3 separate regions of the Homo sapiens genome follow, and regions 1 and 3 are each linked to region 2. Evidence: chromatin loops called from intact Hi-C (ENCODE). Cell type or tissue: endothelial cell of umbilical vein. All regions are shown on one strand.

Region 1 (8,000 bases), 260 kb before region 2:
TGGCTCACACCTGTAAACTCAGCACTTTGGGAGGCCAAGGCATGAGGATCACTTGAGCCCACGAGTTTGAGACCTGCCTGGGCAACATAGTGACACCCCCATCACTACAAAAAAATACAAAAATTAGCTGGGTGTGGCACACACTTGTAGTTCTAGCTACTAGGGGGACTGAGGCAGAAGGATGGGTTGAACCTGGGAGGCTGAGGCTGAAGTGAGCCGAGATTGCGCCACTGCACTCCAGCCTGCATGACAAAGTGAGACCTGGTCTCAAAAAATATAATAAAATAATAAATAAATGTTGATTCTTTGAAGAGAGCAATAAAATTGATAAAAACTGAAACAGGGAAAGAGAAAAGATAAAAATTACCAAGATTTGGCTTGAAAGATGATATCACTACAGATCTGATAGACATTAAAGGATAAAAAAAAATATTATGGGCCGGGCACAGCGGTTCACACCTGTAATCCCAGCACTTTGGGAGGCCGAGGTGGGCAGATAACCTGAGGTCAGGAGTTTGAGACTAGGCTGGCCAACATGGTGAAACTCTGTCTCTACTAAAAATACAAAAATTAGCCAGGTGTGGTGGCAGGCGCCTGTAATCCCAGCTACTCCGGAGGCTGAGGCACAAGAATTCCTTGAACCTGGGAGGTGGAGGTTGTGTAGCAAGCTGAGATCATGCCACTGCACTCCAGCCTGGGCGACGGAGCCAGACTCCATCTCAAAAAAAAAATTATGAACAATTTTATGACAATAAATTTGACAATGGAGACAAAATAGAGAAATTCTCTGAAAGGCATAAACTACAAAACTTACTCTTTTTTAGTAAGAAATAGATAAGCTGAAAAGATCTATATCTATTGTTTCTCTCTGATGATGTTTAATTTCACAGTAATGTACCCAGCTGTGGCTTTTTTTTGTGATCTCGTTTAACCCTCTTTGAATCCTTTCAATCTGAAATTTTCCTTATTTATGATGTAAGAATATGACTTTTGGGGGATTTAAAAAACATTATGTCAAGTATTTAGTAAATGTTCAGTACTCAGTAAATATTAGATGCTCTGGCTGGGCATGGTGGCTCAAGCCTGTAATCCCAGCATTTTGGGAGGCCAATGCAGGCAGATCACAAGGTCAAGAGATTGAGACCATCCTGGTGAAAACCCATCTCTACTAAAAATACAAAAGAATAGCTGGGCGTGGTGGCGCACGCCTGTAGTCCCAGCTACCCGGGAGGCTGAGGTGGGAGAATCGCTTAAACCTGGGAGGTAGAGGTTGCAGTGAGTCGAGACTGTGCCACTGCACTCCAGCCTGGGCGACAGGGTGAGATTCCGTCTCAAAAAAAAAAAAAAAGTTAGCCAGGGCTGATTTCCAGCTTGTTTTGGATATAAACATCCAGAAGAGACATTTCTTCCACCCTTACAATGAAAAAAAAGGTAAACTTCCTTCAAATTACAGAGTATTTTTGAATTTATCGAAGAGTTGAGTTCCCAGGACAAAAAACTGGTCCAAAATCTAAGAAGCAACAGATGCCTGCAGGAAGAGAAGGGCACTAGCTTACTTGGGACAGACACAACCAGATACTGGTATATGTTTAGCTAGAAGAATTGCGGAATTCACGAAGGCTGGTGTGGACTGGCAGAGCACTCAACTCTGTTGCTCAGGCTGGAGTGCAGTGGTATGATCTTGGCTCACTGCAGCCTAGTCTATCTCACAGGCTCAATCCTCCCACCTCAGCTCTCGAGTATTGGGACTATAGATGAGTGCCACCATGCCTGGCATTTTATTTTTTGTAGAGACAAGGTCTCACTATGTTTCCCAGTCTGGTCTTGAACTCCTGAGCTCAAGCAATTCTCCTGCCTCAGCCTCACAAAGTGTTGGAATTACAGGCGTGAGTCACTGCAACTGGCTTTTTTTTTTTTTTTAACTGCTGTAAAAGGCAACTATCGAAAGCAAAAATAGCACAAGTATTGTATGTTTACAGCATTTGTAAAAGTGAAATATATGGCAACATTGGCACAATGAATAGAAGAGTTGGGAATATACTGTTTTAAAGTCCTTCTGCTACATGTGAGTGGTGTATTACTGAAGGTTCCTATTATGTGGAACCTATTTGACTGGACCATTCCATGAAAGTTGTAGGCATGAAAGAATAAAAGTGTTACAGAAATATGTGACCTTGAATTCTAAAATTACACTGCATTACATGTATTTTTATAACAAGTATGCTCTTATGCTTTAAAAAACTGTCTTTGTTTTCTTAATAGACTTGATTTTTTTCAGAACAATTTTAGGTGCACAGCAAAAACGAGCAGAAAGTACACAGTTCCTTTCATCCCCTCCCCCATATATGCACAGCCTCCCTATCAACATCCTGCACCAGCATGTTCTACTTGTTAGAACTGATGAACCTACATTGACACATCATAATCATCCAAAGTGCATACATTAGGCTTCATTCTCAGTGATGTACATTCAATGGGTTTTGACAAATGTGTAATAGCATGCATCCACCATTATAGTATCATGCAGAATAGTTTCACTGCCCAAAAAATCCTGTGCACTCCCCTTGGTCATTCTAAATTTTCATTTCTCTGAAGCTAGAAATCCCAAAGTTAGAGTTGGCCTTTTTCATTCTAAAGTATGTCTTCAATTCTGGGAAATTCTCAGCAATAATTCTTTCACATGTTCTTTTTTTCCCCTTCTGGAATTTCCATTAGAAAAATATTTATGCTTCTACCTTCCACATTTCTTAACTCTCCTTTCATGCTTTCCATTTCTTAGTTCCTTCCTTGCTCTAATCTTCCGGTTCATGAGTGAACTGTCCAGCTATATTCAACCCATCCATTGAGTTATTTCATTAATATTTGTCAACATCCAATTCACAAATGCTTGTTTGTGCTTTGTGTTTCCAACATTCTCCCTTCTTTCTCTGAAGCTCTATTAAGCTTATTTTCAATTCTTATTGTCTGATCCATTCACTTGACTTTCTCTGGTATAGCTAGTTCTACGTATTGTTTTAGCAGTTCTCATGGTCCTCAGATGTTTCATGATTTTCCCTCTGTGCTCATTGCTCATACTTATTCCTTGGGACAATCAGCTGCCTTGGCGATCATGTCTACCTGAGGGAAAGGGAGAAAAGCCTCAATGTTGGTTTGTGCTGCTCCACAAGAGTTTAGGACTTGGGAAAAAGGTATATCTCATGTCAAAGTGCTTCCAGGATAATGATCCAGTTAAAGCATTCCCTGTTTTCCCATTTCAGGCATGTCCAGATCATTTCACAATTCCTCTACTCCAGCCACTGCTACTGATGGAGAGGTAAAGGGAAAGAATAGGGGGACAATGGGGTCCCCAGGCACAGGCTGGCCAATCCACACTCACACACCACACTTCCAAATGTCTTGGCTGGTTCTTTTTTTCTGACCTACTCCTTAAAGGTTGATGTTTTCCAATGCTCCTTGCGTGTTCCTTTTATCTAACATTGGATGGAGTCTCTCTGGCTCACATTTTCTTCACCTACACATAGCAGCCGAACAAATAACATTCAAAGTTTGTTAAATAATTGTGTAACTGGGAAATTCAAGGGACATTTTCAACCACATTCTCAATCTTGGAGGAGGTAAGGCTCAGTTTCAGCTTCAAAGTACCTGTTTTCATTGGTTCAGTTATTTTATCTTAAAAAGGAGGTAAATACTAAACAAAGTTAGAAAAAGAATTCTAAAGGTCCAACTCTCTATTTCTGTGGATCTCCATTTGCACTGTGGAGTTGCTTGAGCCATATAATTTTACCATGTTTATCTCTGGTGGATGTCAGTTAATATTAAGTGGGTTATGGACTAATTTTAGCTCTCTGTGAAAATCAACACACCCAGATTTTAAAACAAATATTTTGGTACTCATATCTAGGTATACTATAATTTTTAGGGAGGTTTTAAAATTAATTTTATTTATTTATTTATTTATTTATTTATTTATTTATTTATTTATTTATAGAGACAGGGTCTCACTCTGTTATCCAGGTTACAGTCCAGTGGTGCAAACTCCTAGACCCAAGGGATCCTCCTGCCTCAGCCTTCCGCCTAGCTGGGACTACAGACATGCTACCACATCTGGCTCATTTTTCTTTTTTTTGGTAAAGATGGGATTTCACTATGTTGCCCAGGCTGATCTCGAACTCCTGGCTTCAAGCAGTCATCCCACTTCGGCCTCCTACCTCAACCTGTGTTGAGATTATAGGCACAGGCCACCTTGCCCAGCTCAGGGAGGTTATTTTTTGAAACTCTTTTCCTCAGACTATATTGCTCTCCTAAGCCAGTCTGAGGTTACTCTTTTGGCTCCACACATTAATATTTATTTCTTATTCTTACCTTTTCAGAACATGGCAAAAAAACGTTTGGCCCCAATTTCTTTGCACAGCCTAGTATCCAGAAAGAGAGAAAACTGATCATCTATGGGGACTGCATGTATTATCAAGCTATGGTATTCAGATTTATTTTATCATTTAAATGATCATTTCCAAATTTTGTATACTAAAAACTCAGATATAGAAGTCCCTGAGTGAATCTGTACACAGAAAGGCTTAGACACAAATACCAAATTAATTGTCATGCCAGGCTGGGCACAGTGGCTCATGCTTATGATTTCAGCTACTAAGGAGGCTGAGTTGGAGGATCGCTTGAGCCTGGGAGGTGGAGGTTGCAGTAAACTGAGATTGCACCACTGCACTCCAGCCTGGGTGACAGAGGGAGACCTTTCTCAATAAATAAATAACATAAAATATAAATTGTCATACCTGGGTGTTGGGATGGCTGGGTTTTCTAGTCTCTGTTATAAAAAGGTTACATTTTATTTGAAGAAAACAAAGTATCCACATGATGGCACTATAACCTACAAAATAAGAGGTTGTCAATTTATGAAGACCAAGAACTTGGTAAATTCTACTTAGAGTACTTACTACTCTAAAATGCTGAAAGGAAATTGCCTAAAGAATGTGCTGAAAAATGGCTGGGCTCATGCGTGTGAAATCTCAGCAATTTGAGAGGCCAAGGCAGGCAGATTGCTTGAGCTCAGGAGTTCGAGACCAGCCTGGGTGACATGGTGGAAACCCCCTCTACGAAAAATACAAAAATTAGCCTGGCATGGTGATGCACACCCGTAGTCCCAGCTACTCGGGAGGCTGTAGTGGGAGGACTGCTTGAGCCCAGGAGGTTGAGACTGCAGCGAGCCAAGATCATGCCACTGCAATCCAGCCTGGGCCATAGAGTAAGAGATCCTGTCTCAAAAAAACAACAAAAAAAAGAATGCTGAAAAATAAGGCATTTTATATACAAGGTAATATGGATATAATTCCCTTATGTTTTATAGAGACTTACTGGCTAATCCTTCATATCCCTTTCTAAGTTCATTTTTCCATGATTTATTTAATAACAGTATCTTAGTCCTAGTGTGAGCACATGACCATGTTGGGAGCTACTTAACGCATTCCCCATAATGTCATGTCTTCCTATAGGCGATTCTAGCAGGCAATTCAGGAGCTATTAGAGAAAGAGTGTTAACTGAGACAAATGCCATCCATGGAGTTTATATTCTGGCCGGAAGATAGGCTTTATTTATTTATTTTTTTGGGATGGAGTCTCACTCACTCTGTCGCCCAGGCTGGAGTGCTGTGGCGCGATCTCAGCTCACTGCAACCCCCGCCTCACAGGCTCAATTGATTCTCCTGCCTCAGCCTCCCAAGTAGCAGCAACTATAGGCACACCATCACGCCCAGCTGATTTTTTGTATTTTTAGTAGAGATGGGGTTTCGCCATGTTGGCCAGGCTGTATGATATGCACTGTATTAAAACCTTTATGTTATTAGCTAATGTATTCTTCTTCACAAACACTTTATGCAGTACTAGGATCCCTGTTCTACAGCTAAAGAAAACTAGGCTGAGAGAGGCGCTAAGGCCACAGAACAAAAATGTGGCATGGAGCCCTTTTCCAATATGAAATATATTGACAATAACAATCTTCCTCTTTTCCTCATGCCTTTCTTCTCCCTTAATGAGGCATGGTGGCACATGTCTGTAGTTCCAGCTACTTAGCCAGCTGAGGTGGGAGGATTGCTTGAGCCCGGGAGGTCGAGGCTACAGTGAACCATGATCGCACTACTGTACTCCAGCCTAGGTGACAGAGTAAGACCCTGTCTCAAAAAAAAAAAAAAAAATAAAAATTAGTTTAGTTTAACGACTGCAATCTTATAGTTTTAAATAATTCAGGAGCTTGGGTTTTTATTATAATATCCTTTAGTGATAGTTTTAAGTAGTTTCCTGAGTACACAGCACATCAGATTTAGAGGTTTAAGTTTACCAAACTCAAAAACCAAAAGCACGTAAACACACATACACAATGGTATTTCCCATGTTGGAACACAGAACTGTTAACTCTCTAATAGAATGAAACATTTTTTGCCAAATGGCAAATCAAAGACATCATAAATCAAGCACATATTATACTTACTTGTTTTTACCTTTCTCATATATTTAAATTGGGCACACTATCTTTGTAAGTCTCAAATCCTAAAGTTTGAATAGAAACGGCCTGCATAGAAATGCTTTTAAGGTGAATCAATTTTCTAGTTTTTCTCTGTATTAAATTAGTAAAATAAAATAGGATAGTCATTTGAAAAATGCTAAATCTTGAGATCTGTGGTCTAGTAGAAAGAGTACAGGGTTAAAAGTTACAACTTCAGGGTTATAGTCCTAATATTACTATCTACTAGCCAAAGGACGTTTTGAAACCTCTCAGCCTCTACTTTCTAATTTATAAAACAAAGGGGTTTATTTTGACTTCTAAGTTCTCAGATTTCACACAAGTCAACAAACAAACTTGGCCAAGTCATAAAATAATAATTATAGTTTACATTTATTTAATGCTTATTTTGTGCCAGGCACAATGTTCTATATACTTTACATGTATTAATTTAATTCATGTAACTTGTGAGGCAGGTAGTAATAATATCCTTATTTTATTTTATTTTATTTATTTATTTTTTTGAGCTAGAGTCTTGCTCCATGGCCCAGGCTGGAGTGCAGTGGCACAATCTTGGCTCACTGCAACCTCCACCCCCTGGGTTCAAGTGGTTCTCATGCCTCGGGCTCTTAAGTAGCTGGGATTACAGGCATGCGCCACCATGCCCAGCTTATTTTTGTATTTTTAGTAGAGATGGGGTTTTGCCATATTAGCCAGGCTGTTTGTTCTCAAACTCCTCACCTCAAGTGATCTGCTCACCTCAGCCTCCCAATGTGCTAGAATTATAGGCGTGGGCCACTGTGCCTGGCCAATATCCCCATTTTAGAGAACCCATCTATATAAAAAAATTAAAAAAATTAGCCAGGCATGGTGGTGCACACCTGTAGTCCTAGCTACTCAGGAGGCTGAGGTGGGAGGATTGCTTGAGCCTGGGAGGTCAAGACTGCAGTGAGCTGTGACGGCACCACTGCACTCCAGCCAGGGTGACAGAGTGAGATCCGATCTACAAACAAGCAAAACATAACAAAAAACAAAACAAAACAAAACAAAGGACTTCATGCCAAACTTAGTTACACTCTGTCAGCTAATAACATCTCACTGGTGTTTCTGCTTCAATTAAAATGTCATTTATTTTTAAAATATATAAAGCATTCTTGCAGTACACAATTCAAGAGGCCACCAAAGATAATTCACAGTCTCCTTTCACTTCTGTTCCTTAAGTTTCAGTCCCTCCTAGTCACTGTAGATTTTCTAAGAGAAATCACATCACCAGAGCTGTATCTAAGGAAAATGAATCAGACAGAAATACTTAGGATGAACTATAATGGAAGTACCAGATGGGTAATAGTGGGAATAAAAAAAAAAGGGATGGATGCAAGTTTCTACAGGCAAAAGCAACAGGACTTAGCATTTAGCATAGGGCCTGGAACATAGCAGGCACTTCAAAATATTTTCTATGTGGCTCCTGAATGACATGAGTAGAAGAATGACC
Region 2 (8,000 bases):
TGAAATGAGTTGGGGTATGAGACTAGGGAGGGGGTGATTCTTTAAAGTACATTTTTTTTTTTAAAGAAGGACTTATACTGTGTTAATTTTCTATTGATGCCATAACAAATTACCACAGAGTTGGTGGCGTAAACAACACACATTTATTATTGTATAGTGCTGTAGGTTGGAGGTCTGACACAGGACTCAGTGGGCAGAAATCAGGCTTTCAGTAGGCTGTGTTTCCTGTTGTGGGCTCTAGGGGAGAATCTATTTTCTTGCCTTTTCCTTGCTTCTAGAAGTTGCTCACATTCCTTGGCTTCAGGCCCTTCCTCCATCTTTAAAGCCAGCAGTGGTAGATGGAGTTCTCACATCTTCTCTCTCTGGCTCTCCTGCCTCCCTTTTTAGGATCCTTGTGATTATGTTGGGTCCACCTGGAAAATCTGGGCTCATCTCTCTACCTTGAAGCCAGCAGATTAGCAGCTTTAATTCCATCTGCAGCCTTAATTCCCATTTGCTATATGAGGTAATATATTCACAGGTTATGGGGAAATGTTCTAAGTATTGAGTCATCTTGTTTGAATTTTGTGGGGTACTGAAGTTCAGGAAAACTGTTCTCTCCAGAAGTCACCAGAGGCTTGCTTTCAGTATAGGGAAGTCTTAGTTTTTGCTGCCTCACAGATGTAATAAATATTGCAAACCTCACTCACAGAGGGTCTACCCTTGGGATTCTGGAGCAGCACAAAACCTACAAGGAGTTGAGAGAAATTGTGTCTATAGGTGAAGCAGGTTCTTAGCATCAGGAAGGGAAAGGAGGCGAAGGCGTGATGACCTGACAGGTGTGTGGAAGGAGCTCAGCAGAAGCAAGAGGGAGAGAAGACACACTGAGGTGAGAAGTAAAAAAGGGTGAGAATAGAGTGGTGGGCATTGTGGCTTGAGAGCCCCAGGCACCAGTGGAAGACACCGAAAGGAGGACTGCTCATACCTGGGGTGGGCTGGGTGCAGTAAAGTCATTCCCTGTACCGTGCCTTGGAAGCTCTGAGGGGTCGTGGCTCAGGTATTCTGTCTCTAAGCCTGAGCTCCTGTAGCACATGATGACCTCATACGGAAGGAGACTTTTATCTCAGCATCCCTCAACCTGGCACAGCAGTTATTAAACTTTTTGGTCACAGGACACCATGTATAGTGTTAAAAATTATTGAAACTCTCATACATTGCTGGTATAAAATGGTGCAGCCACTGAGGAAAACAGTTTGATAGTTCATCAAAAAGTTAAACATGAAGTTACCGTATGACGCAGCAGTGCCACTCTTAGGTGTATGCCGAAGATAACTGAAAACATGTTTATACAAAATGTATACACAAATGTACACAGCATTATTGGTGATAGGCAAAAGGTGAAGACAACTCAAATGTCCATCAGTGGATGAATGGATAAACAAAATGTGGTATATCCATACAATGGGATACAGGTTGAGCATTCCTAATCTGAAAATCCAAAATCAGAAATGCTCCAAAATCTAAAACTTTGAGTGCCAACATGATGCTCAAAGGAGACACTCATTGGAGCATTTCAGATTTTGGATTTTTGTATTAGGGATGGCCAGCTGATAAGCATATAATGCATATGTTCCCAAATCCGAAAAAGCCTTTAATCCAGAACATTTCTGGTCCTAAGCATTTCAGATGAGGGATGCTCAGCCTGTATTATTTAGCCGTTAAAAGGAGGGAAGTAATGATACCTGATACAACATGGGTGAACCTTTAAAACATTATGGTAGGTGAAAGAAGCCAGTCATAAAAAGCCACATATATTACGATTTCACGTATATGAAATGTCCAGAACAGGGAAATCTAATAGAGACAGGAAGTAGGTTAGTAGTTGCCAGAGATGGGGGGAGAAGAGGATGGGAGTGACTGCTAAAGGGTTTGGGGTTTCTTTTTAGGGTGATGAAAATGTTTTGGAATTACATAGCAGTGATGATTGTACAACTTTGTGAATGTACTAAAAACCACTGAATTGTACAGTTAGGCACCACATAATGATGTTTTGGTCAAGGATTGACTGCATATGCAATGGTGGTCCCATAAGATTATAATGGAACTGAAAAATTCCTATCGCTGAGTGTTGCCGTAATGTCATAGTATAATTACTTTTTAAAAAAATATATATTTAGTGTAGCCTAAGTGTACAGTGTTTATACAGTTGACAGTAGTGTACAGTAATGTCCTCAGCCTTCACATTGACTCAGCACTCACTTGCTGACTGACCTAGAGCAACTTCCAGTCCTGCAAGCTCCATGCATGATTGGTACCCTATGCAGGTGTACCATTTTTAATCTTTTATACCATATGTTTACTGTACCTTTTCTATATTTAGATACACAAGTACTTAGCATTGTGTTACGATTGCCCATAATATTCAGGGCATTAACATGTTGTACAGATTTGTAGCCTATGAACAACCGGCTGTCCTATATAACCAAGTGTGAAGTAGGCTATGACTATCTAGGTTTGTGTAAGTACACTCTATGACGTTTGCACAGCAACAAAATTACCTAACAATACATTTCTCAGAACATATCCCTGTCATTAAGGAAGCATGACTGTACCTATTTAAGTGGTGAATTTGATGGCATGTGAATTACAACTCAATAATGGAAATTGTAGAGAAGAATTTTTATGTCTGTAGATATCATATTAGAAATTAAAACTTGTAATAAAAATATACTAATTTAAAAAATAACATTATAATGTAACCATTATATGTTAACATACATTTTTATTTTAAAAAATCTTCAAAACAAAAAATTAAGTAAGAAGAGTAGCATTACCTTACATTTCTATTATATCTTTAATGTCTGGTTAGTAGGAGGCAGCAAGAACATCATATGTGCTTCTGTGTCAGTCTTTTGTGCTATGTTGCTTTGTGAAAGTATGTGAAGAAAATTCAGCCTTACACAGATGTGATTGGAAAAGAAAGGAGTATTGTTTTATGGACTTTTAAGATAACATGGATATTCTTTGACACTACCTCAAAATGTGACAAATGGTAATTTATTAAAGGTTAGTTGCACTGTGGAATCTGAAATCATTTATGTTAAAGTTTATTGATCTGTCTTATACTTTAAATGGACCTTTTACCACATGCAAGATTTTGTGTCATCATGCTTTGTCATTTGGGAAAGTATTGGTTCACTAATTTATGCAGATCTTCCAAATATTGACTCATTTCATTATTCTGTCTAAAATCACATTTGCTAATATCATCCCTGACCTCCTCAGAAGTCTTAATTATTGGGAAGCTTTCAAGCTCATGGTGGTAGATACGAGTTTTCCAGAATTCTGACTTCTGTGTGATGAGAGCCTGTGTCTTTTTGGTTGGCTTCAGCGGGTGTGATCTTGACTGTTTTACAATATAAAAGAAAAAAGGATTTTTTGGGAGAATTTGTGAGAATAGAGTGCTGGTGCTAAGTTGTCTATATGGGTGACTTCCTAGAAGAGGTTACCGGAGCCCTCGGTGGTTGCTTTTTTGGCTAGGGTGGGGTGTATGTGTGTTGAGAAAAGTTAGGAGGGTTTTTCTGTTTGAGCACGGAGCTAGAAGGACAGTAGAAGAGCAGAGCTGAGTGTTGGGCGAGGGAGATGAAGCCCGGGACGTGCTGGGGGAGTTAGAATATGTGTGAGTCAGGATGGCTTGCAGAGTGCTGTTCCACATCCTGCCCCGTTCGATCCTTACCATGATCTTACTAGTTAGGCACAGAGGGTGTACTGTTACACTTCTTTAGTAGGTGAGGGAAATGAGACCCAGAAATGGCAGTGGAATTGTCTAGAGTCATCTGGTTAGTTAGGGGTGGAATGGGTACCTGTCCTGAGCCTCTGCTTCCTAACTTATGCTGGTTTGTTTGCAACTGCACTAGGCTTGCTTTATTGGTGAGAAGCTGAGACAGAGGTTTCTCATGGCCAGAGTCAAGGGAGACATTGGTGGAGTTGATGCACCAATGCATTTTTGGATGAAGGTTGAAAGGAGTATGCAGGGTCTTTTACTTTGGGAAATGCTGTTGCCACTGTACAGAGGTGGGATGGACCCACACAAAGTTTGGTTCACGTGTCAGCCTGATGAGACCTCACGATGTACCAAGAGAGTAAGAAAAGGTGAATTATTCACATAGTAAAGCTTTTGGGGGAGAGCAGGCAGGCTCTCGGGTCCAAAAGTGTCTTGAGAGAGCAGGGAAAGGAGACTGGCTTGGCTTTTACATGATTAGGGGTTGGGGCTGGTCGAAGGCTTCCTTCCCTGCCCCCCTGGACCTGGATGGTTTGAACTTCCTGCAAGTGCCAAAGGAGGGGGCCCCAGGCTTTCTTATCAGCTTGCCCAGATGGGGGCAGAAGGGGAAGGTGGGGAGCGGTGGGGCCTGAAAACAGCAGTCAGATGTCAGAAATGGAGCCAGACTCTGTATTACAGGAAATGACATCTTTTCTCAAGGGATCTAGCAAGTAGCAATTTGATTCTAAATTCAAGACTTAGAACCAGCGAGGGAAGTGATTGAGTGAGCTACTGGCAGAACTTGTTGACTTAGCTGAAGTCTGCATGATCACAGCTCTGCATATCCTGGAACTCCACATTTCCTCCTGGTGACGAAGTGATGTGTTTCAGCTGATTTAGAATGTTGGCCTATTGAGAACAAAGCGAAGCTTGTGGGAAAAGAAGATAATGTGGTGCAGGAAGGCCCTGAATGCAGGGATGTTGCTTTCTTTTACTGAGAATTCTCTCGTGCTTGCCTTTGCCTTTATCCACCCCCTACCCCTTCTTTCCTTTTACCCTGAGAGTTGTTGGGAGGAAACTTAGCTGGGCCAACAGATGATGGAGCCGTCTATTGGAGGCTTTGAAATCCCACTTTACCACACAAGGAGGAGAAACATAGCTGTCATCTCCAGGAATTTTAGTACTCATCAGTCCCAGGCTGTCATATGAAGCATTCCACTCAGCGCAGTAAAAAAATGTGAACTAGTCAACAGTTTGTATGGGAGGACTACTTTGTGTTTCGAACGTTTGGACTTGGAACACTGTCCCAGATATTGGTTAGGTTACACTTGGAAGATGTTGTTTTGGAAGCGAGTAGGACTTGAACTCCAACAGATACTGGGTTAAGGAGGCTGCCAGGTACCAGTCTTAGATCCTCGAGGGCTTGGATCTGGAAGTGCTGCTCCCATTTTGGTTTGTATTTTGTAATGAATGCTTGGAGTCAGCTCAGGGTCCAATCATTGAAGCATTTATGTGTGAAACATTGATTATGCAGTGATTACTTGAGGAGGTGACTGGTGGTCACAGCTTATTTCTCTAATGTCTTTCCCTTTCTCTCCCACTCCTGATTTCCACCTGGGAATCCTATCCTTCCAGTGTGGAATGTATCAGAGAGTTTTAAAGCCCAAAGAGACCTTGGAGGTGATTATTTCTCTTACGTGTTGTATTTAAGGAACCTGATAATAACTAACTTCAAACATTTATTTCAGAAAGTTTCAAAACTATACAGAATTAAAGATAATAGTACGATGAGTCTCTATATTTCACCCAGATTTAGTAATTTTAAGATATTGCCCAGGTACAACTATCACATATAGAGCACTTCACATGCTTTACTTTTATCACCTCCCAATAGCCTTTTGGGGTTAGATACAAATATATTTCCTCTCTTGAAGATGAGAAAACTGACAGGCCCAGAGAGATTAAGAACCTTGCCTGGGGTCTCCCAGTCCGCAGCCAGCCGCCTGTGACTTCACCCTCTCTGCTGCACTGCCTGGAGAAGTTTTAAAGTTTGCCTGACATACACGGTCAGCTGAGGTCAGGCTAGAAGTGGAACCAAGAGATCTCACTCCTTCGTTGTTTCTTTTATTGTGATTTTCTGTGGCTTTTCTCTTTCCTTTATTCTTTTGATTCTTTTGCAACTGACTTTCTGGGCTTGAAGCGTCCGAGTACCATTTTAACTCTGATAGGCAGACAGCGGCATCCCAAGGCTGGGGTGGTGGGAGTGGTCTGCTCCAGTGCTGGTGATGAGGGGTGCATTGTCTGTGGAGGATTTAATAACAGTAATAAAAGCATCCAGAAGTCTGCCTGTAAAGTCTAAATGTCTAGAATTTTGCCTGCAGTTCTAAACAATGTCGGTGATATTCTTTCCCCCAAAATCTTTTGTTGGTGTTCTAAATAATTGCTTTATTGAGTTTTAATAATAGATACGTAAGCTTCAAGTGAGTACTTCTTGAGTACTTAGCCTTTAATAGATACTGTAGGCCGAGCGCCATGGCTCATGCCTGTAATCCCAGCACTTTGGGAGGCCGAGGCGGGTGGATCACCTGAGGTCAGGAATTTGAGACCAGCCGGGCCAACATGGTGAAACCCCGTCTCTACTAAAAATACAAAAAATTATCTGGATGTGGTGGCACGTGCCTGTAATCCCAGCTACTGGAGGGGGTGGGCTGGGACAGGAGAATTGCTTGAACCCGGGAGGTGGAGGTTGCGGTGAGCTGAGATTGTGCCATTGCACTCCAGCCTGGGTGACAGAGTGAGACTCCGTCTCAAAAAAAAAAAAAAAAAGAAATACTGTATGCAACATGGAGGTTAAATCTGACACTCCTGGTGTCAGATTAGCCCTAAACACATGGGGATTCAGCTGCTTGCATTCATTTCCAGAGTAACTTCTTAAGACTTTAGAATTGTTCAGAAAGCTTGCTTAGGACAGTCTTGTGTATTTAACTCTGTAGTATTACGTATATCTGTTTTTAAACAGTAGATTTGAAATAAATGATAGTGTTACTGATGACTATAATTGTCACTCTGTTTGATCACTTGGAGTTTTTGTCCAAGAGTCCTTAAAAATTACAACAGTGAAACAGAATGCAAACCATGAGGTGTAATATTTTTGCTTGGTAAGTGCAAAAATAATATCTGTAAAATTAAAACTTATCACATTTAAGACAGTTGTTTTAAAACTAAAGAACAAATCAAGAAAATAATAGTTACTGATTTTTACATAACTATTACTGAAAATAATTTTTTTCATACATGGAGGGTGTGTTAAAAAATATTCCTTCCTGGGTGTCTAATGTGTTAGATATGCCGTTGTAGGCGAAGGCTTTTTCTGTGATTCGTTTTTAAGTGAGGAGATTGAGAATCTTTCATATGTGCAACTGGAACCGTTAGGATAGGAAGAAAGTTACACAGGGCATTACTTGTACTGAAGGATTACTCTGTGTCTGAAATTGCTGGCACTTGGTACAGCTTTGTCTCACTTTGATATTTGTCAAGCTTCAGGCCTGTCTGCAGTGCTGACAGACTGTGTGTGCGACAGAGGCAAGAGCTCCTGCCGGCTCCTTTGCTTGGAGCATGCAAAGGGGGCTTGATGCCTTCTCTTGGGAGGGGGCCGTGGCGCCTTTGCAGTGGTAAGACCTCAGCCAGAACCCTGGCTTCTTGACTCTCATCTCCAGCATCACTTAGAACAGTGCTTCTCCATTGATTTTGCCCCCAGGGCACATTTGGCAAGGTCTGGAGACATTTTAGTTATCACCACTGGATGGGGGCTGCTATTGGCATCTTGTGGGTAAAGACATGACTCCTGCTAACTGTCCTGTGGTACACAGGACAGCCCCTCTACCCCTCCAGTAAAGAATTACCGGGCCCAGTTGTCCAGTAGTGCTGAGCTTGAGACACTGACTTAGGGCAAGTTACTTAAACTTGCATGGCCGGCTTCTTCATTTCCTCAAAATGGGAAAAATAACAGCAGTACTTTTCTCATAAGGTTGTTGTGAAAACTATGGGAGACAGTACATTTAAGAGCTCAGTAATTATAATTGTTGTTATTATTATGATTAACTTAGTGAAAATAAAATCCAAAAGGTAAAAAACAAACAAACAAACTGCTGCTGTGATATACTCATGACCAGTAGAGAGTCAACCATACTACACTCTGTGTACCCTTAGTACTACACAGCTGACCCTGAACACCTTGGGTCTGAGCCACATTAGTCCACTT
Region 3 (8,000 bases), 140 kb before region 2:
ATCAACAATATTAAAACTGGTTTTATTTACCAAAGATGTTGCATGAATTTGAAAAGCATTTGGGATTATTAATTTATAAATGCTAATTTATTTATAAGTCAATTTGGTACCATGTAGATAATATACAAGCAGACATGTGTATATAAAAATACATGCAGACGGCTGGGCGTGGTGACTCATGCCTGTAATCCCAGCACTTTGGGAGGCCGAGGCTGGTGGATCACCTGAGGTCAGGAGTTCAAGACCAGCCTGATCAACATGGAGAAACCCCATCTCTACTAAAAATACAAAATTAGCTGGGCGTGGTGGTGGGCGCCTGTAATCCCAGCTACTCAGGAGGCTGAGGCAGGAGAATCGCTTGAACTCGGCAGGCGGAGGTTGCGGTGAGCTGAGATCCCACCATTGCACTCCAGCCTGGGCAACAAGAGCGAAACTCCGTCTCAAAACAAAACAAAACAAACAAACAAAAAACATGCAGACATAAATAACATAAATAAAGGTCTTACAGCTTTGATTTCAAAATCATAGCCATGAGACTGGTAAAACTCACTAGTTTAAAAGGACAGGTGGATTAAACTGTGTCTCTGTAAATGGAACAGATTAAAGTTTATCTGTCTCACATAGCTGAAGCCCTTACTGAGATAATAATAAGAGATAATAATCTCTAATTATCAGATTTCAACCAGGAAAAACAGCCAATATTTTTGGGCTTTGAACCTTTTAACCAAAAGGAAGTGGCTCCCTAATTGGGAATCAAATCCAGTCCACAGTGGTGAAAGCACAGAATTTTAACTCCTAGGCCACAAGGTGGAGTGGCCGCCACTACAAATCCTGCAGGGACTCCAAAGCAGGCAGTTTAAGCGTACAAAGGATTTTAACTTTGTTTTCCGTCAGATTTTTGTTCTGAAACTTTTGTTAGGAAAATGTCTAAGGCTAGCCATGATACTATTAGTGCCTTTCTTTTAATTTGATCTTTCCCTAAACACAAATAAGGCACTTGTTTGGAATGAGAGGTCTCTAAAATAGTTTTAGTTTAGGGGGCCTTTGTAACTTAAAGAATCAATCTTTTGGCCACTGATGATTAGAATTTCCTGAGATGTGGCCAGGCATGGTGGCTCAAGCCTGTAATCCCAGCACTTTGGGAGGCCGGGTTGGGGGGGGATCACTTGAGGTCAGGAATTCAAGACCAGCCTGCCAACATGGTGAAACCCTGTCTCTACTAAAAATACAAAAATTAGCTGGGTATGGTGGCTTGCCTCTGTAATCCCAGTTACTTGGGAGGCTGAGACAGGAGAATTGCTTGAACCCGGGAGGCGGAGGTTGCAGGGGGCCGAGATTGAGCCACTGCACTCTAGCCTGGGTGCCAGAGTGAGACTCTGTCTCAAAAAAAAAAAAAGAATTTCCCGAGATGTACTTATGCAAATAGCAACTCAATCTAATAAGCCTCTTCATGGAATGCCCAGGAGGTTATTTTCCAGGTTTCAATGAAGTTTTTACCAATAAACAAGAGGTGCTTCTTGGAGAGGGCATAGAACAGGCAGCCTCAACGATCCCCATCCTCACAAATTCACTCCCAGGAATAGACTAAGGCAGCAAAAGACTCTTGTTGCCACAGATGATAAAAGATGGCGTTTTTACATACAGTGCTTCTAGTATCCCACACATTTATGGGGGGCCACCAGTCATACACCTATTAATCTGTGACACGAGGCAGGCTCTCCTGGGATTGGACTTTCCCAGGACTAACCAGGCAGCAGGGGTTGAGACAACAAAAGCACCTTATAAATAGGACTCATTGGCCGGGCGCAGTGGCGCGTGCCTGTAATTCCAGCTACTCAGGAGGCTGATGCAAGAGAATCGCTTGAACCTGGGAAGCGGAGGTTGCAGTGGGCTGAGATCACACCACTGCACCCCAGCCTGGGTGACAGAGCGAGACTCTATCTAAAAAAAAACAATGACAACAACAAAAAAACTGCAGAGCCAGCTGGCACAGTGGGCTTCTGGGGGTTCTAGATCCATGTTCTACCCTAGGGCACCCCTCTTTATGACAGATCAATACCAAAATACAAGGGAAAAGACTGAGAGAAAAAGGATCAGACAATACCAATATTCATGCCTAAAAATATACCAGAATCGCTACGTAACCCAAGACTAGTCACACAAATCCTTTTCTCCAATTAATCAAGATTTTAGGCAAGGGAAAAGAGACAAACAGTGATTTCTGCTGTCTGCTTGACCGGATTTCACGGAGAGAGGCCGGAAGCCTGGCTGGTAGGAATTTCTTACCCTTCTGATGCTTTGTCAGGTCCTGGGTTCCCTGGACTGTGGCTTCCAGAAAAGTAGAGCAGCTTTAGGATCCTGTCTGTGACGCCAACACTGTAGGGGCCAAGGGAAACCTTCCCAAAGGTTTGCTGAACATCAACAGACAAAGGCAGATTATTAAGAGACAAAGCTTGCAAATCTATTAACATGCATAGGGGAAAATCACAGAACGATCACCCCAGCTTCCCAGTGAAGCACAGAAGCTTTTCTGCCTTTTTTTTTTTTTTTTTTGAGACAGAGTCTCGCTCTGTTGCCCAGGCTAGAGTGCAGTGGTGCCATCTCGGCTCACTGAAACCTCCACCTCCCAGGTTCAAGTGATTCTCATGCCTCAGCCTCCAGAGTAGCTGGGAATACCCCACCACCACACCCGGCTAATTTTTTGGATTTTTAGTAGATATGGGGTTTGGCCATGTTGGCCAGGCTGGTCTTGAACTCCTGACCTCAAGTGATCCACCCACCTGGGCCTCCCAAAGTGTTGGGATTACAGGTGTGAGCCACCAGGCCCAGACTTTTCTACCTTTTTTTTTTGAGACGGAGTCTCGCTCTGTTGCCCAGGCTGGAGTGCAGTGGCAGGATCTCGGCTCACTGCAAACTCCGCCTCCCAAGTTCATGCCATTCTCCTGCCTCAGCCTCCCAAGTAGCTGGGACTACAGGCACCTGCCACCACGCCCTGCTAATTTTTTGTATTTTTTTTAGTAGAGACAGGGTTTCACTGTGTTAGCCAGGATGGTCTCGATCTCCTGACCTTGTGATCCGCCCGCCTCGGCCTCCCAAAGTGCTGGGATTACAGGCGTGAGCCACCACACCCAGCCTCTACCATTTTGAGATTACAGAAAAAATGGGGGCTCCGAGCATGGCCCCAAAAAGTTTATGGTGGTAAGTCAGGTGACAGTGGCAAGACAGATTATGGATGGGAGAGAAAAGGACGCCTGGCTAGCAAAGGTGGTCTTGTTATGCAGCTGAAACCTCACGGGTAGCAGCCCTCAGAGAGAAGAGGTGGGAAATATTCCTTTCAGATCTTGAGAGATGTCAGACTCTCAGTTCATCTTTCCTAGATCTGGACCAGGGAGGACCTCAGAAAGCCTGGCTGCAGGGATGCAGATTTGCTCTACAGATGCAAAAAGCTCAACGCAAAAGACAGCTTTGCAGGGCTGCTTAGCTCTCTGAAGAGCTATCTCAAAATATGTCAACAAAGGATATTTTGGGGTGAAATATTTTGGTTTCCTTCAATATCTCAGGTCCTTTGGAGCTTAAAATCAAGTTATCTGACCAGACCTATGATCTGATTTCTTTTGAGAACTTAGAAGAAAACTTAGAATGAAATAACAAGAACAAGCCATGGGAATGTTGGGAAAATGAGAGGCTGGAGTTGGATGTTTTGATCCTCAGAATCCTCACTTAACAAATGAGGAGTAAAACACTGTATATATAGTGTATGTCTCTATATACAGATATACAGAGTTGCTGGATTAATGTATTTGGGACATTCTTAGGTTAAAAAATTAATTTTTAAATCTGAACTGTAAATATTACTGGGTGTCCTGTATTTTTATTTGCTAAATCTGGCAGCCTTAGTAATTTTAAACAAAAAAATTAAATATAATGTTTGCTAAAAAATAGACTCTATTAATCAATTTCAATCATTTTCTCCAAAACCTTCCTAGGAGAAATTACTGTTTTAAGAGGGCCAAGGTGTTTAAGTCGCGCTGACTAAAATTTGCTAACTGACCTCTAGAGGGAGCCAAATTGATAAAGAAACCGAAATGACATCCTAAATCCAGAGAATTTCTCTCTTTTTCCTTTTCTTTTTTTTTTTTTTTTTTTTTGATGGAGTCTTGCTCTGTCGCCCAGGCTGGAGTGCAATGGCGCGATCTCGGCTCACTGCAACCTCCACCTCCCGGGTTCAAGCGATTCTTCTGCCTGAGCCTCCAGAGTAGCTGGGATTACAAGCTCGCACCACCACCCCTGGCTAATTTCTTCTGTTTTTAGTAGTGACTTTTAGTATTTTTCGTAGACATGACCGGGCGCGGTGGCTCACGCCTGTAATCCCAGCACTTTGGGAGGCTGAGGCGGGCGGATCACGAGGTCAGGAGATTGAGACCATCCTGGCTAACATGGTGAAACCCCGTCTCTACTAAAAAAAATACAAAAAAAATTAGCCGGGTGTGGTGGTGGGCGCCTGTAGTCCCAGTTACTCAGGAGGCTGAGGCAGGAGAATTGCTTTAACTAGGGAGGCGAAGGTTACAGTGAGCCGAGTTTTTGCCACTGCACTCTAGCCTGGCGACAGAGCAAGACTCCGTCTCAAACAACAACAACAACAACAAAATGATGCCATTATAACAATCTATGACCCAGCCAGGTTTGTCTCAAAATATAAAGAGGGAGAGGCCGGGCACGGTGGCTCACACCTGTAATCCTAGCACTTTGGGTGGCAGAGGTGGGCAGATCACTTGAGGCCAGGAGTTCGAGACCAGCTTGGTCAACATGATGAAACCCCGTCTCCAGTAAAAATACAAAAATTAGCCGGGCGTGATGGTGCGCACCTTTAATCTCAGCTACTCAGGAGGCTGAGGCAAGAGAATTGCTTGAACCTGGGAGACAGAGGTTGCAGTGAGCCGAGATCATGCCACCATACTCCAGCCTGGGCAAGAGAGTGACAGTCCATCTCAAAAAAAAAAAAAAAAAAAAAAAAAAAAAAAGACAGCATTTGGGGCCGAGTGTGGTGGCTCATACCCGTAGTCCCAGCATTTTGGGAGGCCAAGGCAGGAGGATCCTTGAGGCCACAAGTTCAATGCCAGGCTGTGCAACATCTCTACAAAAAACACATTAGCTGGGCATGGTGTTTCATGCTGGTAGTCCCAACTACTCAGGAGGCTGAGGCAGGAGGATCACTTGAGCCCAAGAGTTGGAGGCTGCAGTGAACTATGCACCACTGCACCCCAGCCTGGGTGACAAAGACCCTGTTTCATTTAAAAAATAATAATTTTAATGAATTATTTAATTCAAATAAAGAGGGAACACTTGGAATTTAGAAAACCCTATCTCTTCAAAAGCCTATTTTGCAAGTCTGTGGTCTCAGAAAATTTCAAAAGCAAAGACTAGACTGCAAAAATTGAACATTTACTCTTTCTCTTTGCCTTTTTTTTTTTCTTTGACAGAGTCTCACTCTGTCTCCCAGGCTGGAGTGCAGTGGCACGATCTTGTGCCTCAGCCTCCTGAGTAGCTGGGACTACAGGTGTGCGCCACCACACCTGGCTAATTTTTTGTATTTTTAGTAGAGATGGGGTTTCACTATGTTGGCCAGGCTGGTCTTGAACTTCTGACCTCAGGTGATCCACCGGCCTTGGCCTCCCAAAGGGTTGGGATTACAGGCGTGAGCCACCGTGCCTGGCCTTGCCTTCTTGACACAAAAATTATAATCCTGCATGAGGCAGATGCGTGATGCCAACAGAATAAGGAAAGGTCATATACATGTCGGGGGACCCAAGCATATTATGTATTTAATATCCCAATAATGACCCTTACAATGTTATTCAGTGTCACAGCCAATCTGGCTTCATCAAGTACCTTTTTTTTTTTTTAAGAGAGATGGGGTCTTGATATGTTGTCCAGGCTGTAGTGCAGTGGCTATTCACAGATGTGATCATAGCACACTGTGGGCTCTAACTCCTGGGCTGAAAGTGACCCCCTCCCACCTGAGCCTCCCCAGTAGCTCTCTGCTAATTTCTTTTCTTTTTTTTTTCTTTTTGAGACAAGGTCTTGCTTTGTCACCCAGGCTGGGGTGCAGTGGCTATTCACAGGCATGATCATAGTGCATTGCAGCCTCAACCTACCAGACTCAAGTGGTCCACCCATCTCAGTCTCCTGAGTAGCTGGAACTACAGGCACATGCCAGCACACTTGGCTATTTTTTTTTTTTTTTTTTGGTAGAGACAGGGTCCCACTTTGTTGCTCTGGCTGATCTTGAACTCCTGGGATTAAGCAGTCCTCCCACCTCAGCCTCCCACACTGCTAGGATTACAAGTATGAGCCACCACACCTAGCTCCTGCTAATTAAAAAAAATGTTTTTTAGAAACAGGGCCTGGCTATGTTGTCTCAAACTCCTGGCCTCAAGCAATTCTCCTGCCTCAGCCTCCTGAGTAGGTGGTACCACAAGTGCATGCCACCATGCCCGGCCTCAAGTACTTTCCTATGTCTAATGTTTAGCCAGTAGTTATTCAAATCCAAGCAAAGAAAAATAATTCCTAACCTCTTAGCACTCACATTCTTGATTAGAATATATGCCATGTCCCTATTATCTGGAGGTCATCCTTTGGGGCCACTCTAACCCTCCACAAACATCAGAAAAAAAAAACAATGGAAAATATTCCTCAGTGCCTGAAGTAACTATAGTAGAAGATGATTTAACCAGCAGTCTAACTGGTAAACAAATTGTTCTAAAATAATTTTCATGTGATCATCCATTGTTAAAAATTAGGTCATTGCAGGCTGGGAGAGGTGGCTCACGCCTGTAATCTCAGCACTTTGGGAGGTGGGTCACTTGAGGCCAGGAGTTCGAGACCAGCCTGGCCAACAGATGAAACCCCGTCTCTACTAAAAATTCAAAAATTGGCCGGGCACGGTGGCTCAATCCTGTAATCCCTGCACTTTGGGAGGCTAAGACAGGTGGATCACGAGGTCAGGAGATCGAGACCATCCTGGCTAACACGGTTAAACCCCGTCTCTACCAAAAATACAAAAACAATTAGTTAGGCGTGGTGGCGGGCGCCTGTAGTCCCAGCTACTTGGGAGGCTGAGGCAGGAGAATGGCATGAACCTGGGAGGCAGAGCTTGCAGTGAGCCGAGATCGCGCCACTGCACTCCAGCCTGGGCGACAGAGCGAAACTCCATCTCAGAAAAAAAAAAAATTAGCCGGGCATGGTGGTGCATGCCTGTAATCCCAGCTACTCAGGAGACTGAGACAAGAGAATCACTTGAACCTGGGAGGCAGAAGCTGCAGTGAGCCAAGATTGCGTCACTGCACCCCAGCCTGGGTGACAGAGCGAGACTCTGTCTCAAAACAAACAAGCAACAACAACAACAAAACCACATCCAAAGATATTAGAGATAGATCAATATTTAAAATTTATTTGTTATTGTTTAGAGACAGAGTCTCGCTCTGTCACCCAGGCTGGAGTGCAGTGACATGATCATAGCTTACTGTACCCTCCAACTCCTGGGCTCAAGCAACCTTCCTGCCTTAGCCTCTCAAAGCACTGGGATTACAGTTGTGAGCCACCATGCCTGGCCTGACTTAAAACATTGTAATCATTATGCTCTTTTAGAATTAAGATATTTAAACTTCAGATATATTCATCATTGAAATAGGTCAAGTTGCAGATTTTCTGGGTAATACATTTATTTTATGAAAACCAATAACCTGAAATGATGCACTTGATTGGGTGGACAGCAAAACTATGTCTGCTATTATATACTATATACTAGGATGCAAGTTCTATGAAAGCCAAAACTTTGTTTTGTTCAGCCCTTCATCCCTGCCACCAAGAACAGAGTCTGATATATAATAAATGCAAAATAAATGTTTTTTGAATGAATTAATGCATGCTAACTCATTTTTCAAAATTTATGTTTAATTGTGGCAATATACACATAGCATAAAATTTAACATCTTAAAATT

The links. Hi-C counts contacts between places; a loop is a spot of excess contacts. Peaks named below come from ENCODE experiments on the same cell type or tissue, not always from the same donor. Only the 100,000 strongest peaks of a DNase experiment are listed, where the experiment ranks them.
Region 1: a loop joins it to region 2, with 6 times the contacts of the local background. A loop is called at or near these places in 3 of 110 quality-filtered maps.
Region 3: a loop joins it to region 2, with 5 times the contacts of the local background. A loop is called at or near these places in 4 of 110 quality-filtered maps.

The regions. Positions count from the first base shown.
Region 1 is chr10:35,115,624-35,123,623 of GRCh38, forward strand. It overlaps a transcript of CUL2 not described here. Among named protein-coding and RNA genes, the nearest start is that of CREM, 7.2 kb to the right of the region's middle. In endothelial cell of umbilical vein, a CTCF peak has its summit at 4,866 (motif pointing right); a DNase peak (open chromatin) is centred at 4,888; H3K27me3 peaks cover 174 bases.
Region 2 is chr10:35,375,018-35,383,017 of GRCh38, forward strand. The region is part of intron 1 of CCNY (cyclin Y); the gene reads left to right. Among named protein-coding and RNA genes, the nearest start is that of CCNY, 43 kb to the left of the region's middle. RefSeq lists a silencer at 4,384-4,678. In endothelial cell of umbilical vein, a CTCF peak has its summit at 4,279; DNase peaks (open chromatin) are centred at 3,804 and 4,524; H3K27ac peaks cover 3,965 bases.
Region 3 is chr10:35,236,141-35,244,140 of GRCh38, forward strand. LINC02634 (long intergenic non-protein coding RNA 2634) reads right to left here. Exons shown (of 3, transcript XR_930819.3): 2 at 2,287-2,411. Among named protein-coding and RNA genes, the nearest start is that of LINC02634, 4.5 kb to the right of the region's middle. In endothelial cell of umbilical vein, CTCF peaks have their summits at 784 (motif pointing right) and 4,013 (motif pointing right); a DNase peak (open chromatin) is centred at 4,041.